2 separate regions of the Mus musculus genome follow, and region 2 is linked to region 1. Evidence: chromatin contacts called from ENCODE POLR2A ChIA-PET data. All regions are on one chromosome and are shown on one strand. The core of a region is the stretch at or near the end of the contact, and the rest is flanking DNA. Distances in the headings are between cores, read along the strand shown.

Evidence for each region. ChIA-PET counts read pairs that join two places held with the same protein, here RNA polymerase II (POLR2A).
Region 2: POLR2A ChIA-PET joins it to region 1 with 19 read pairs in embryonic stem cell. The contact joins the promoter of 1700102P08Rik here to the promoter of Nicn1 in region 1. POLR2A ChIA-PET finds 5 or more read pairs at or near these places in 3 of 5 experiments (Patski and embryonic stem cell).

What each region holds. Positions count from the first base shown.
Region 1 is chr9:108,288,015-108,294,814 of GRCm38, reverse strand. Nicn1 (nicolin 1) reads right to left here and starts at 4,372. Exons shown (of 6, transcript NM_025449.4): 1 at 4,153-4,372; 2 at 1,303-1,479; 3 at 771-884; 4 at 298-369. The coding sequence starts at 4,284.
Region 2 is chr9:108,388,402-108,395,849 of GRCm38, reverse strand. 1700102P08Rik (RIKEN cDNA 1700102P08 gene) reads right to left here and starts at 3,016. Exons shown (of 4, transcript NM_053216.2): 1 at 2,991-3,016; 2 at 2,211-2,615; 3 at 465-556. The coding sequence starts at 2,611. Usp4 (ubiquitin specific peptidase 4 (proto-oncogene)) reads right to left here. Exons shown (of 22, transcript NM_011678.2): 21 at 4,782-4,870; 22 at 3,321-4,171. The coding sequence ends at 4,013.

The DNA of each region.
Region 1 (6,800 bases), core at 3,123-5,622:
ACTGCAGATGAAACCAGTAACATTCCCAGATAACTTGAAGAACAGTTATAGCCTGATGGTCATTAAGCAAGACCCATGCTTAAACCAGGGATGACTCAAAGCCCACAGAGCTCCCAAGAAGACATTGAACCATAGGCCCTAGGTCCAGACCCAAATGTCTGTGGTGTTGGGTAGTAAGTATTCTACCACTGAGCTACATTTCCAGGTAGCCCCAGGATAGCCAGAGGCCCACTTTTTTTGTGCTCTAGACATTAGAACCATGTATATGTGGTTAATACCCAGTGTTAGAGAGCTTACCTCAAGGCGGGGAGCAGGCTGCTCATTGGACACTGGGTGGGAAAGCCACTTGGGGAACGCCAAGGAGGGGCTCTGCAAAGCAAAGGCATAATGACCTCAATGAGGCAGAATCTAAGAGCTCTGGCACCTGGGAGCAAAGAAAAGGACCCTTGAGCCTAAGACACTGGGAAATCCATGTTCAGAACCATAACATCAAAGGGACCCTCATAAAACTCTCCTTTTATGCAGAAGGGGAACCCAGGAACATAAGCAACAAAAGTAGTGAGCGGTCTCAAAGGCCAGGGGATTCTGACACAGAACGTCAGTCACATCTGATCATGGACTCCTGCATTCATACTCCAGCTTCCATGAGGGCTTCCTTCAGAGTCTCACTATCCTTGCTTGTGACCCACCCCAGTGCCCCATCTCTCCTCGTCAGAGCCAGAAGCTTTTACAGTAAAGGGTTAGTCAGTAGGTTTTGCAAAGTCACTTGCCTTTGGTCCCTGTTGGTAGATCTGCAGTTCCTCCACTGTGAAAGACAGCCACAGTGGTGATGGCTGCCGCAGAATCAGACGCAGCTCCAGCACTCTGTTCATGTCACACAGCATCTGACACACATACCAAAGGACCCACTGAGCAGGGCGTAGTGGTGCACACTTAATCCTAGCACTGGGGAGGCAGAGGCAGAGGCAGGAAGCTCCTTTCTCTGAGTTCAAGGCCAGCCTGGTCTACAAAGCAAGTTCCAGGATAGCCAGGGCTACACAGAGAAACCCTTTCTCACAAAACAAATACATAAAAGACCCACTGAAGACCTAGCTCGTTTACCAAAAACCTCCCAATCTACAGTAAAACCAAATGCTTCTCCAAGTCTAAATGAAGGACAGAACAGTGGCCCCTCCAAAGTACCAGCCTGAAAGCCATAGTCCAGCCCAGTTTTGCCCGACTCTTTCCTCCTGCTTTTCTGCTCAATCCATAGGCAGGAAGTCCCCATCCAGTATTCCCTGGCCATGCTGAGGCCCAGCTGACCTGGTGCTTGAACAGTGATACATAGTCCTGGGCTCCCTCTTCACTGTGTGGGTCAGGCATCAAACAGTAATCCCGAAGACAAGTTACCCACTTGGCTGCTGTGTGCATGGAGCTTTGTTGACGAACACGGATGCTCAAGAAAGCTGTGTAGTAATTCTTAAACATGATCTCCTGCAACTAGAATACAAACGACACAGTGACATTGTCTCTTCTTTTTAGAATGCACACTTTTTTTTTTTTTTTTTTTTTTTGGTTTTTTGAGACCGGGTTTCTCTGTATAGCCCTGGCTGTCCTGGAACTCACTTTGTAGACCAGGCTGGCTTCGAACTCAGAAATCCGCCTGCCTCTGCCTCCGTGGAAGTGGGATCCCTGTGCTGGGATTAAAGGCGTGCGCCACCACCGCCCGGCTAGAATGCACACTTTTGCTAGACAATTCAACAATTACTGTGGCCCAAATGCAATTTTGCTTTCCTAAAAGTGCTCACAGATCTGTAAGTCATTCAAACAAACCATCCCAACATATCTGAGATGGCATCGGAGGTCAGAACCTTAACCCCGAAGAAAGCAGAAAATGGACATGTGAAACCTGGATGAGCTTGCTAAGTGGACCAACGAAGATAGGTAAGGTAATGTATTGGGCTGAGGATGTGGCTCAGCTGGTGCAGTGCTTGCCTTGGTTAGCATGTTTGCAGTTCTACGCTAGATGCCCAGTAATACATAAACCAGGCCTGTGATGTATACCTGTGATGTATACCTGTGATGTATACCTGTGATGTACACCTGTGATGTACACCTGTGATGTACACCTGTGATGTACACCTGTGATGTACACCTGTGATGTACACCTGTGATGTACACCTGTGATGTACACCTGTGATGTACACCTGTGATGTACACCTGTGATGTACACCTGTGATGTACACCTGTGATGTACACCTGTGATGTACACCTGTGATGTACACCTGTGATGTACACCTGTGATGTACACCTGTGATGTACACCTGTGATGTACACCTGTGATGTACACCTGTGATGTACACCTGTGATGTATACCTGTAATCCAGTGCTTGAGGGGTAGAGGCAGGAGGATCAGAAGTTCATGATAAGCTTCCCCTATTCTTGGCCACTCTGGGATTTTTGAGATCCCCACCCCTCCCAAAAGTAGCAAATTTTAAAAAGTACCAGAGTGAGAGAACCTGAGTATGTCCTTTAGCCTGGTACTAGCAGAAGTTCTCTCCATCTCTCTCTCAGAATTAGCAGATTTAGACCAGAATAAGAATAATTGTAGGAACTGGGCGTGGTGGCGCACACCTTTAATCCCAGTACTCAGGAGGCAGAGGCAGGCAGATCTCTGAGTTCGAGGTCAGTCTGGTCTACAGAGTGAGTTCCAGGACAGCCAGGGCTACACAGAGAAACCCTGTCTCGTAAAACAAACAAACAAACAACAACAACAACAACAAAAGAGGGCTGGAGAGATGGCTCAGCTGTTAAGAGCACTAACTGCTCTTCTGAAGGTCCTGAGTTCAAATCCCAGCAACCACATGGTGGCTCACAACCATCTGTAATGAGATCTGACGCCCTCTTCTGGTGTGTCTGAAGACAGCTACCATGTACTTACATATAACAATAAATAAATCTTTAAAAAAAAAAAAAAGAATAATAGTAGGGCCGGGCAGTGGTGGCCCACGCCTTTAATCCCAGCACTTGGGAGGCAAAGGCAGGCAGATTTCTGAGTTTGAGGCCAGCCTGGTCTACAGAGTGAGTTCCAGGACAGCCAGGGCTACACAGAGAAACCCTGTCTCGAAAAACAAAAAGCAACAGCAAAAAAGAAGAATAGTAGGATCCTGCACTGGAGGGGTTTGGGGAGCCTAGAGTACCAACTGCCATAGCAGTAGTTTCCATCTCGATGCACACCAGCATCACCTATGGAACTTAAACAAAACAAAACAAAACACACAAAAGCACAGATATCAGGACTAGAGAGATGGCTCAGCAATGAAGAGTACTTGGTGCTCTTGCAGAGGACCAGGTTTGGTTCCCAGCACCTACACGGCACCTCACAGCTGTTCATAACTCCAGTTCCAGAGGATTCAGAACCTTTTTCTGGCCTCTACTAGTACCAGCCATGCACAAGGTATATATGCAGACATGCAAAAACAACACTCATAGATTTAAAATAAAGCTTTTTTAAAATAAAAATATTAAATAAGTAAATAAAAATATAGATGTCAAAGATCCACCTCAAACACACTGACTCAGATTTTCCAGGGTCGGATCAATTAACTAGGTTTCCCCAGATTGTTGGGAAGCAACATCTTGCGAGAGAATGACATATTGTAATACAAAGCACATAGAGCCAAGAGGGTGGGTAAGGGAAGGATGCTATGCCATTAGAGGTAGCCTTTGTCCTGTGTTGAGGTCATGCAACGCCCTGTCACTGTCAGTTGAAATGGAAGAACAACTAGGGATTGGAAACAAGTCACCAGGAGGACCTAGATGAAGGCTAGGTTGCACCTGACCTGTGGCAGGGGCCACTGGAATGGTACGTTTGCATCATTGTTTGACGATTGCAGCTACGGCCGAAATCAAATATCCTCTCACTTGTACTGAGATTCAAATTGTAGTTCCAGTGATATCCTGGGCACTGGGAAGAGATGCTGAAGAGGATAGGACGGGAAACTCTAGTCTATTTAATAAAGCTTATTAATAAAGACTGTAAATGCTTCTGAATAGGCCCAATTCGCAAAAGCAAGAGACACTGTAGAAGCTGTGTAAATGCCTAGGAAACGCCCAAGTTACTAGGTATTCCCCGCCCAGAAGCCTTGATCGCTTATATGGGGGGTTGCTCACCTCGAAAGGCGCGATGTTGGGAAAAGTGACATCGACGACCAGCACGCCAGGCCGACCTTGAGAGGTCCTCATGTCGCCCACTTGCAGGGCTACAGTGCTTTTCACATGACAGGGCACCAACACACGGGACATGATTTGGGAGATTACAACCAAGCAAAATCACCGCTCACAGTCTCCATCCAACCACTAGCTCTTATTGGCGTCCCTTATCAACCAAAAGAACTACAACTCCCAGGCCACATAACGTTTGTAACAGTTCAGCCAATCACCGATGATCAGGGCGGGTCAAGAGTCGGAAATGTCAACGGAAGTTCTTCTTCAACCAATCATCCTCGCGTCTGTAAGTCCCTCCCGGGCTGCTCCGGGCAACCGTCGAGCCGTTCTTTATCCAAAGGATCCAGAATGCTTTGGGCTGTCTTATCCCTCACTTAAATTCTGCTACTTTATTAGGTTAAGATGTATAAAACAATCAGGCGTTTAGTGTCACTCGCTTTCAATCCCGGCACTTGGGAGGCAAAGGCAGGCAGGTCTCCGAGTTCGAAGCCAGTCTGGTCTACAGAGAGTTCCAGGACAGCCAAGGATGTTACACAAAGGAATTATTTCTCCATAGCATCCACAAGATCCATCTGGGTACAACCCGAGGTATATGGCAACTTAAGGGATATGGCACCTTTTCCTGACCTCGGAACTATGGTATTTTTAAAACTACAAACCAGATCAGGTATATTGGTGCAAGCCTTTAATCCCAACATTGAGGAGGCAGAGTCAGAAGCAGGTGAATCACTGAGAGTTTAAAACCAATCTGATTTACAAAGAGAGTTCCAAGCCAGTCCTGTCTCAAAAACAAACAAACAAACAAACAAAGTGGGGTCACAAGGTATTGATTCACTCCTGTAATCCCACCAAAATTGTAAAATTTAGTTAAGAAATAAAATGCCAGGCATTGGTGACACTTTAGTTAACCCAGCACTTGGAAGGTAGAAGCAGAATCGGTAAGATCAGAGGTTCAAGGCTAATCTCATGAATGTAGTAGGTTTCAGGTTAGCTTGGGCTATGTGAGGCCCTAGCTAAAAAAAAAAAAAAAAAAAAAAAAAAAAAAAAGCAAAACAGTCAATAAATTGATTGACCGGAGAAGAGGCAAATACTTGGTTTGGGATTTGTTTATTTTTTGAGACAAGATCTCACTACAGATGTAGATGAAGCAAACCTCAAATTCAGAGAGATCCATCTGCCTCCATAATTCTGGGATTAAAGGTATGTGTTATCATGCCAACCTACCAAGTTTTCCTTTTACATTTTATATTGAGGCATTTGGGAACATTAAAGAATCTGAGGTGTATGGTCAGGAATTTCAGTCCATGCAGCAGGAGAGATGGCTTAGCAGTTAAAAGCCCCTGCTACTTTTCCAGAGAATGAAGTTTAGTTCCCAAAACTCCCATCAGGCTCCAATGAATGCCTGTAACTTAAATGCTCTCTTCTGGCCTCTAGGGAAATTTGAACTTATGTGTACATACCCCTACACAGCCCCTTGTGCATTGCGTACACATAGCTTAAAATTAAACCTAGCAGTGGTGGTACACACTTTAATCCCAGCACTCAGGAGGCCGAGGTAGGTAGATCTCTCTGAGTTTTGAGGTCAGCCTGGTCTACAGAGCAAGTTTCAGGACAGCCAAGACTACACAGAGGCACCCTCTCTTTGTGTATGTGTGGTGGGAAGAGGGATTCCTGGGAAATGATCCAGTGAGTAAGAGCACTTGCTATGCAAGCTTGAGGACCTGAGTTCGAGTCCCCCAAACCTCTGTTAAAAATAAAAGAAAGCTGGGCACTACTGTGCATGTCTGTAACCCTAGCATTTGGCAGGATGGAGAAGAGGATTCTGGGAGCTCAATGGCCAGCCAGCCTAGCCAAATAGGGAGATTCTGGTTCAATGAGAGACTGTGAAAGGAATAAGGCAGACAGGCATAGAGGAGGACACCCAGATCCTTCCCTGACCTCCAAATGTTGGAGCACAGGCATGCGTACCCACACATACACACACATTGTACCAAACACAACATATATCCATAATGCACAAAGAAATGTTTAGCTAAGATTTAAGCAATATTTTTTAATTAAACGAGTTACTGAGAAGTAGCATCATGATAGATATAAGCCAAATTGTACTCTTGTTGAAGAAGAAATTATAAAGAGCCATAGTTACTGGGCTAAGCTCCTACACTATTTCCTGATAGTCTAGGCTAAAAATAAAAATGGAATCACTCATACTAAAGATCCACGTCACCATGATGAAATTAAACTGTTTACCTGAATTTCCAAGAAGTTAGGATTAGAAAAATAGCAGCCAGCTTTCCCAAACAGACCAGTTTGCATTGGCACAATAGTATTCCATCTGCCTCAACCCAAACACAAAAATGGTAACATAATGTGAACTGTTTTGTTTCTCTGTATCCACTTTATACTGCTTTTGTTTCTGTTTCTACTCTCTTTAGTCCTTTTCTATGAAGCTGTAATGGGTTGTATATGCTCAGCCCAAGGAGTGGCACAATAAGAAGGTGTGGCCCTGTTAGAGTAGGTGTGTCCTATGGGTGTGGGCTTTAATACCCTCATCCTGTCTGGAAGACAGTATTCTGCTAGCAGCCTTCAGGTGA
Region 2 (7,448 bases), core at 1,767-4,266, 100 kb before region 1:
GTCTGTGGCCTTGGCTGGCCTGAAACTCAATTTGTAGACTAGGCTGGCCTTAAAATTCCTATAGATCTGTCTGCTTCTGCCTTCTGAGTACTGGAAGGATAGGCGGGTGCCATTCTCCCCAGCTACAAGGAAGACTTCTTCCACTACAGTAGAACAGTAGACTATCTGCTGTCTCTTCCCCCTTAGGCCTATATCCCTTTTTTTTTTTTTTTTTTTTTTTTTTTTTTTTGCAGCTCTACACTCAAGGACTAAGGCCTAGAAGCTGCTATCTGCTCCCCAGGGACCCCCAGATCATTATTAGAAACTGTAATGATATTACTGCTGTGTGACCTCATTAGGTTATCAGTTCTTTGAAGAAAGGAATGGTATTTGATTTTTTTCATTGTCTGCTGTGAGCAAACAGCAGATGTGTGGACTCCTGGCGTGTTGAAGGTCAGAACATGTGGTCTGGGCTCTCTACTTACCAATCATGTCTAGCAGATCCTTTGTGACCTCTTGGCTAGAACTGCTGAGCAGTACATTTGGGTCAGCTTTTAAATCTCTCTCCATATCCTTCCTGCGGTCCAGATTGGGGGCGGGGTTGAGGGGAGAAGATGGGGAATTAGATATTCTTTCAAGAAAATATTAAAAAACTTCAGAAAATCCAAAACACAACCGATTTATTGTTTTTGAGACAAGGTCCTCACTATACAGTCCTGGCTGGCCTTGAACTTACTGTGTAAACCTGCTTCTGTATCCTGAGGGCTTGGGATTCAAGACATTAGCCATCTTGCCCAGCCAAGACGAAAATGTACTGGTGACCACCATTTATGCTATGACAATATCAGAAACTGGAAACTAAATCCGTGAAGAAACTAAGAGCCGTAATGACCCATTCCCATTACAGGCTGCATTCATCTTTATGAAACCAATACATATATTTGCAGTTAAATGGCTTCTCAATTTCTTGATTTTGGGATAGGCAAGATGACCAGACATTTATGTCCCATCTCATGCAATCATCCCTGATCTAGGTCAGGATGCCTGGGATCAGGCAGTTTGTTTACTTAATAGGCCTAAAGGAGACAGTCCAAAAGCACCCCCCAGCCCCCAGGGACAAGTTTTCTCTGTGTAGCCCTGGCTGTCCTGAACTATAAACCAGGCTGGCCTCAGTCAATCTCAGGTCTACCTCTTCTGCCTCCCAAGGGCCGGGATTAAAGGTGTGTGCCATCACCACCCAGCTGCCAAAAGGTTTTTAAGATGGGTGAAACAAAAACAAGGTAAATCCAGGAAGCAGGGCCTAGCCATAGACTTAGGTGTGGGAAAGGACGGTAAAAGCCAATGCCCGGTCTCTGAACATGTTATTACAACGCTGCACATTATTTTTTGTGTTTAAACCAGGTTTCTGCAGGGCTGACAGTTCACGCCTACATTTCTTACACTTGGGTCTTTGCGAGTATGACAACCCGAGTTGGCTCCCTGAACCCACAGGGCAGAGTCCACTCCTGAAAGGTTCCCTTTGACTTTTGTAAGCATGCTGTGGCTATACACACACACATAGAATTTTTAAAATGAGAAAAAATTGGCAGCTGGAGTATGGCTGGCTCAGTGGTTGAGAGGGCAGCACTGGCTGCTCTTCCAGATCTGAGGATCCCACCTGGTACCTAACAACTGTCAGTAACTCTAGTTCCAGGGGATGTGATGCCACAGCCTTCTGGCCTCTGCAGGCAAAACATCTACATGTACAAAAGACAAACATTAAAAAAACTTAGGGAAAATCCTTAAAGTATCAAACCAGACAAAACATTGCAAAGGCTTGTAGATCAGCGGGAGTGCCTGCCCCAGCATGTGTGAGGCCTTGGATTCAGTCCTTCGCACTACCCACAATTTAAAACTAGCTCAACACCTATTACCCTTTGGTACAGTAGTTTCGATGACTGTTTGGAAAATAACCAGGCTTTCAACCTAAACACATAAAAACTGTTTGCCGGCCCACATTCTAAAAACCATGAATTTCTTGTGTACAGTCAACGCTCCAAAGAGGAGGCTAGCTTAGTCATTAGATCTGAGATCTTCAACTTTTTTGTTTGTTTGTAGACAGGGTTTCTCTGTATAGCCCTGGCTGTCCTCGAACTCAAGAAATCTGCCTGCCTCTGCCTCCCGAGTGCTGTTTGTTTGTTTGTTTTTTTAAACAAACAACGGTTTCTAGAAAGCTATCGAATTAAAATCACCTTAAACTATCTTTTCTCCAGTCTTCCCCATCACCTGCAGCTCTCCAAAACTGTCTGTCACGTGCCAAAATGGAAGACTGCATCAAGACATTTTCCTTGCTGGTCAGAGGTTTCCTTTTGGGGTATAGAGGCTGCTGAAGTTTTGAATTAACCGGAATATGGTGTGTCCCGAAGGCCGGGTTCTCACTCTCAGGAGCACACGAGGCACCAGAGTATGGGGCAGCAGAGGGGCAGGCAGCCAGTGGGTTTCTGCAGAGGAGCCTGTGTACCGGCTGGGAGGTGAGCGACGGGGCGTCCAGCCTCTGCTGGGCTGTGCACTCCTGAGAATGCCTGACTCCTTCAAAGGCTCGGTCTATAGCAGCAGTCAGCTCCTTTCTGCATCTTCGTAGTTTTTCAGACATTTCCCTAAAAGCGACCATGCTTTCTTTTATTAAGTGATAATTGTAAATGCACGGAGCAACGGGAAAATGATGCTTCTATACAGGAGGCTGGGATTCAACCTCGATTTCGAGTATGACCTACGGTTATACAACATCATCCTTCGTTCTTTTCCTCGGAGGGGCGGATCACCCGCCATTCTCAGAGGACCCAGGGTCACGGGATTCTCAGAGGACCCAGGGTCACGGGGGAGGGCCCGAGACGCCCCGCCTCACCGCCCAGAGCTTCCTTAGCCTGTAGGCCGCTAAGCCTTTTCCCTCCACCCACTACTGCGCCCAGTTGCTGTCTGGGCCCCCAAACTATGGCCAGCCTAGACAGGACGGGGCCCCGTTGAGTCCTCACCCAGCCGTTGCCGCACAAGAGTGCCCAACGGTCACTGAGTCCACGTTCCAAGACCAGCGATTCCCAACCCCCACCTACTAGGTTAAAGGTCGAGGTGAAGACTCACATGACCCCAATGGGAACAAAGGCCCTAGAGCTGGCCTGTTAGGTTGCCGGCTTTGCCACTAGGGGAGTAAGGGAAGGGTTAAGGAAGAGAATCCGGTCTGGAGAGGGTCTATTACCGAAAAAGTATTTTCTTAAACCTTATTAACTAGAATGTTTGGAGATCTGAAAAATACCCATTGTGTTCTTCTGAAGCTAACGTGGAGAAACAATGCCACACACTGCACCCAGTTTTATGAATAGACTTCTTTTAAGGGAGAGCTAATGAAAGTTCCACATAGAATCACTTTATCAAGGGCAGTGGGGGACAAAACAGAACTTCTAGGAGTCTGTGAGAAACTGAAAACAATAGCCCAATACTAACTTCATTTCATAACCGGGAAGGCGGCTGGAAAATTCTGAGAGAACAAGAGAATAGAAACGGGTTTCAGAGACAGTTTAGAAAACTATAAGCCCATCTCAATGAACAGCAAAGAACTAGAGGACAACATCAAATTTGCTGGAGGCTTGGTTTACTGTGGCCAGACTACTGGGGTGAGCAGTGTGGGCACCAGAATCCAAAACCCAGTTCGGAGCAGCCCTGCAGGTGGGTCTTCATGGCTGCACCATGCTCATTGCAGGGTCTTCCTCTCCACTCTTTGGAATCCATGAGACACATGCCACTGTGCACCAAACCCCAGCCCACAATTGAGCTCCACAGGTTTTTCTCTCACCACCCGTTTAAAAGAAAAAATAATCCAGCCTCTTAACATAGAGCCCTTCTCAGAAAGCAGGGTTTCTCTTTCCTTCCTCTTCTCATAAAAGGAGGTAATGTCCTCATCTGGTTTGAGATTGATATGAGCAGTCTTCAAGAGTGCCACAGATATTCTCCTGGGGGAGGATGCTGGTGTTGGGAGGGTGGCAGGGTCACAGAGGCCACATCAGTTGGTGTCCATGTTGTAAGCCTCCTCATCCCCCATGCCCTGGTGTGAGCTGCTCAGCTTCACCCCTCCATCAGAACCGGGGAAACTGCCGAGCGAAGATGTGCTGGAGCATTCGTCATCCCGACGCTGATAGAACAACACGTAGGCGGCTTTCGTCTAAAACACAAGGAATGGGGTCCATTCACTGATAATAAACTCACCCCACCCCTTTCCTAGCACCTGTGATCCCAGCAAGGCGAGGGGGGCCTGACAGGAGGATTCTTTTTCCAAGGTCAAGGCCAGCCTGGGCTTCAGAGTGAAACCCTATCTTAAAAAAAAAAAAAAGCAATCTTAAACTGAATGTGGGGATGGATATCTGTAATACCGGCACTCAAGAAGCAGAGGTAGGAGAATTACCCTAAGTTTGAGGCTACAAACTTACAAAATGAGTTTCAGAGCAGGCAGAGATATAGAGATACTATCTCAATAAACAAGCACACTCACTGAGTGACTGAGTGGACAGCTGTACTCTCGGGAACCTGCCACCTTTATTTATTAGCTGCTTCCTGATGCCCCTGCCATGGCTCTAGCAAATGCAGATAGATGCACTGTGATACCTCTAGGAAAACTGAGCTTCTCCGTTAGGAAAGATCTAGGATGAATGGCAGTCCCCTCTGCTCCACTCAGAGCCCTAGCAGATAAGGAGGTAACCGTCTGGCTTGAGGGAACCTTTTCGGTTGATTTGTTGAGAGCCCAGGGAGGAGCAGGCACCTGGGAAAGTACTCACCACTATCTGGTCCTCAGAGGCCAGGGACACACTGCTATCATCAAAGTAATACCATTTCCCGTTCAGTCTGTTCTTCGCATATGCAGTGTCTGCCAAGTTACAAACAAAATGCTCTAATGGCCACCAAAAAAAAAATAATCTTGTAACCTTATTAGGTTAGCACTAAATACTCGCACATACTCATACCCAAAATGTTAACACTAAAACTAAGAATAATGTATACCCAGTGTGGATCCACTCAGGAACCAGAGACAGAAGTACTACTCCCAAGTTCAAGGCCATCCTGGCCAAGTCTAGGTAGGTTGCACAGTGAAACCACATCTCAAAACAGAAAACCACCACCACCAGATTATAGAAATAATTTTTAAAATATGCACATACATATAAGTAATGATCATTTATAGTCGATAATTTATAGTTCTTTTTATTTCTTCCCCAGAGGTTAGGGGATCCAAACCCAGGGCCTTGTACTTGCTAGGCACACACTCTGCTGCTAAATAAATCCCCGGCCCCTATGGCTCATGGTTTTGTACATTTTGTTTGTTTTTGGCTTTTCAAAACACAGTTTCTCTGTGTCCCCCGGTGGTCCTGGAACTCAGAGATCCTCTGCCTCTGCCTCCCACAGAGATTAAAGGCGTGTGGCACTGCAGCCCAGTGGAAATAATTCACCATTTTTTCCAACCTGGGTCTTTCAGACAAACTTGAAAGGGTGAGCACAGGGTGTCCTATAATTTTGGGATGCTAATCAATAAAACCAGCCTACTTAATGTTAATATTTAAAATAATTTTAAATTTAATTTTTAAAAAAGATTTATTTATTATATATAAGTACAATATAGCTGTCTTCAGACATTCCAGAAAAGGGAGTCAGATCTTGTTACAGATGGTTGTGAGCCACCATATGGTTGCTGGGATTTGAACTCGAGACCTTCGGAAGAGCAGTCAGTGCTCTTACCCGCTGAGCCATCTCACCAGCCCTTAAATTTAATTTTAAAAGCTGTGTGTGTGTGTGTGTGTACACGTGCCATGGTATTTGTGTGTGGAGGTTAACGCTGTGGGGTGAGTTCTCTCCCTCTACTTTTTTAGAGTTCTTGGAATTGAACTCAGGTCACCAGGCTTGTGTGGCCAGGATCTTTACCTGCTGAGCCACCTTGTCACGCTAGTGTGTATTTCTGAAACTCTGTGGACCACACTGGCCCTGAACTCAGATCCACCTGCTTCTGCCTCCCGAGTGCTGGAATTAACCGCAGATGCCACCACACTCAGACTTGTCTATTTTTAAATAAAGATTTATTATTTGATTACATGGAGGGTACTGACAGGTGTCACAGAGTTCCAGGCAGTTGTGAGCCACCTGACCTAGGTCCTGGGAATTAGCTCAGGTCCTGTAAAGAACAGTGATCCACTACTGAGCTTTCTCCCCAGCTGCCCTGGTGTCTATTTAATGACTGTGATCAGTGCTGGAGACATAACACAAGGAAAGGGCATGCGCCTGAGATTTTCATCTGAATCTCTAACATAGATGGCCACGAGTATAATCCAGAGCCACAGAAGGACTCAGAGAGCTGACGCTGCTAAAATTAAAAAAAACAAAACCAAAGCAGAAGGCTCCACCCCCATCTCCACAGAACACCCGGTGCCTGTGGAGCCAGCAGGGGCGCTTTGGTCAGGAAGGCAGTGCTCCCTGGTCTGCAGAGCTGGGTGTGCACATTTTCTTCTCTCCACAGCTGTGACTGAACCTCTGGAGTGGATGGGGCTGCAGGTGAAGCTTGGCGGCCACACTACTTACCTAGGATGCACAAGGCTCTAAGTCCCATCCCAGCACTGGGGAGTGAAACAATGCCCCTAAAGCAGGTTCAGGTGTAACTAAAACACAGTTTTAGTGAACCTAAATGTTATAGAAATTCTGGGTAATAGAGAAAAGAAAAAAACGTACTATTTTCCCAGATATGGAGATGTGTACCTGTATCTTAGCACTTAGGTGCCTAGGGTGGAAAGAACGTGGGTTCAGGACCATCGAGGCCTACCTAGCAAGTCACAAGCCTGCCTGGTCTGGATGTGAGGCTCTGTCTCAAAACCAAACCAAAAGTAAACTCATTTTGGCATCTCTCCTTCCCTTGCATTTTCTCCACGTTTTGGTTTTGCAGCGCTGCGATACTTCTGTGATTACAGTCACTAATTTTGTGTAGTTGGGTGAATTATTAGGGACGTCTCTTTAACATTAACTTTCTTTGGAAACGGTTAAGAATTCTTTTCCCGAGTACCTGAACCACAGTGCCCCGCTCGGAAACACTGGTCTACAGAGTGAGTCCCACGACAGCTGGGGTTACACAGAGAAACCCTGACTTGAAAAACCAAAATAAACAAAGAGAACAATGTTTTGTCATGTCCTGGCTCTAGTAGAGTTTCCAGAGTAACCCAGAGTGGCGGCTCACACTGTGCCAGGAAAGTAAGGCCACCCTGGCTGAGCTACATGGTGAGCCCCAGGCCAGCATAAGCGATCAGCAGGACTGTCTTGATCGTTACCACCACTGAGGAAGGTAGGGAGGAGAGAGGGGCTGGGAAAGCCCAAAGTCGGAGACTGAAAACAAGCCAGGTGCTACGTCAGGGCTGGCATCCAGGAAGAGGCTGAGGCACAGTAGGTAGGGCGTTTCCATACCTCAGAAG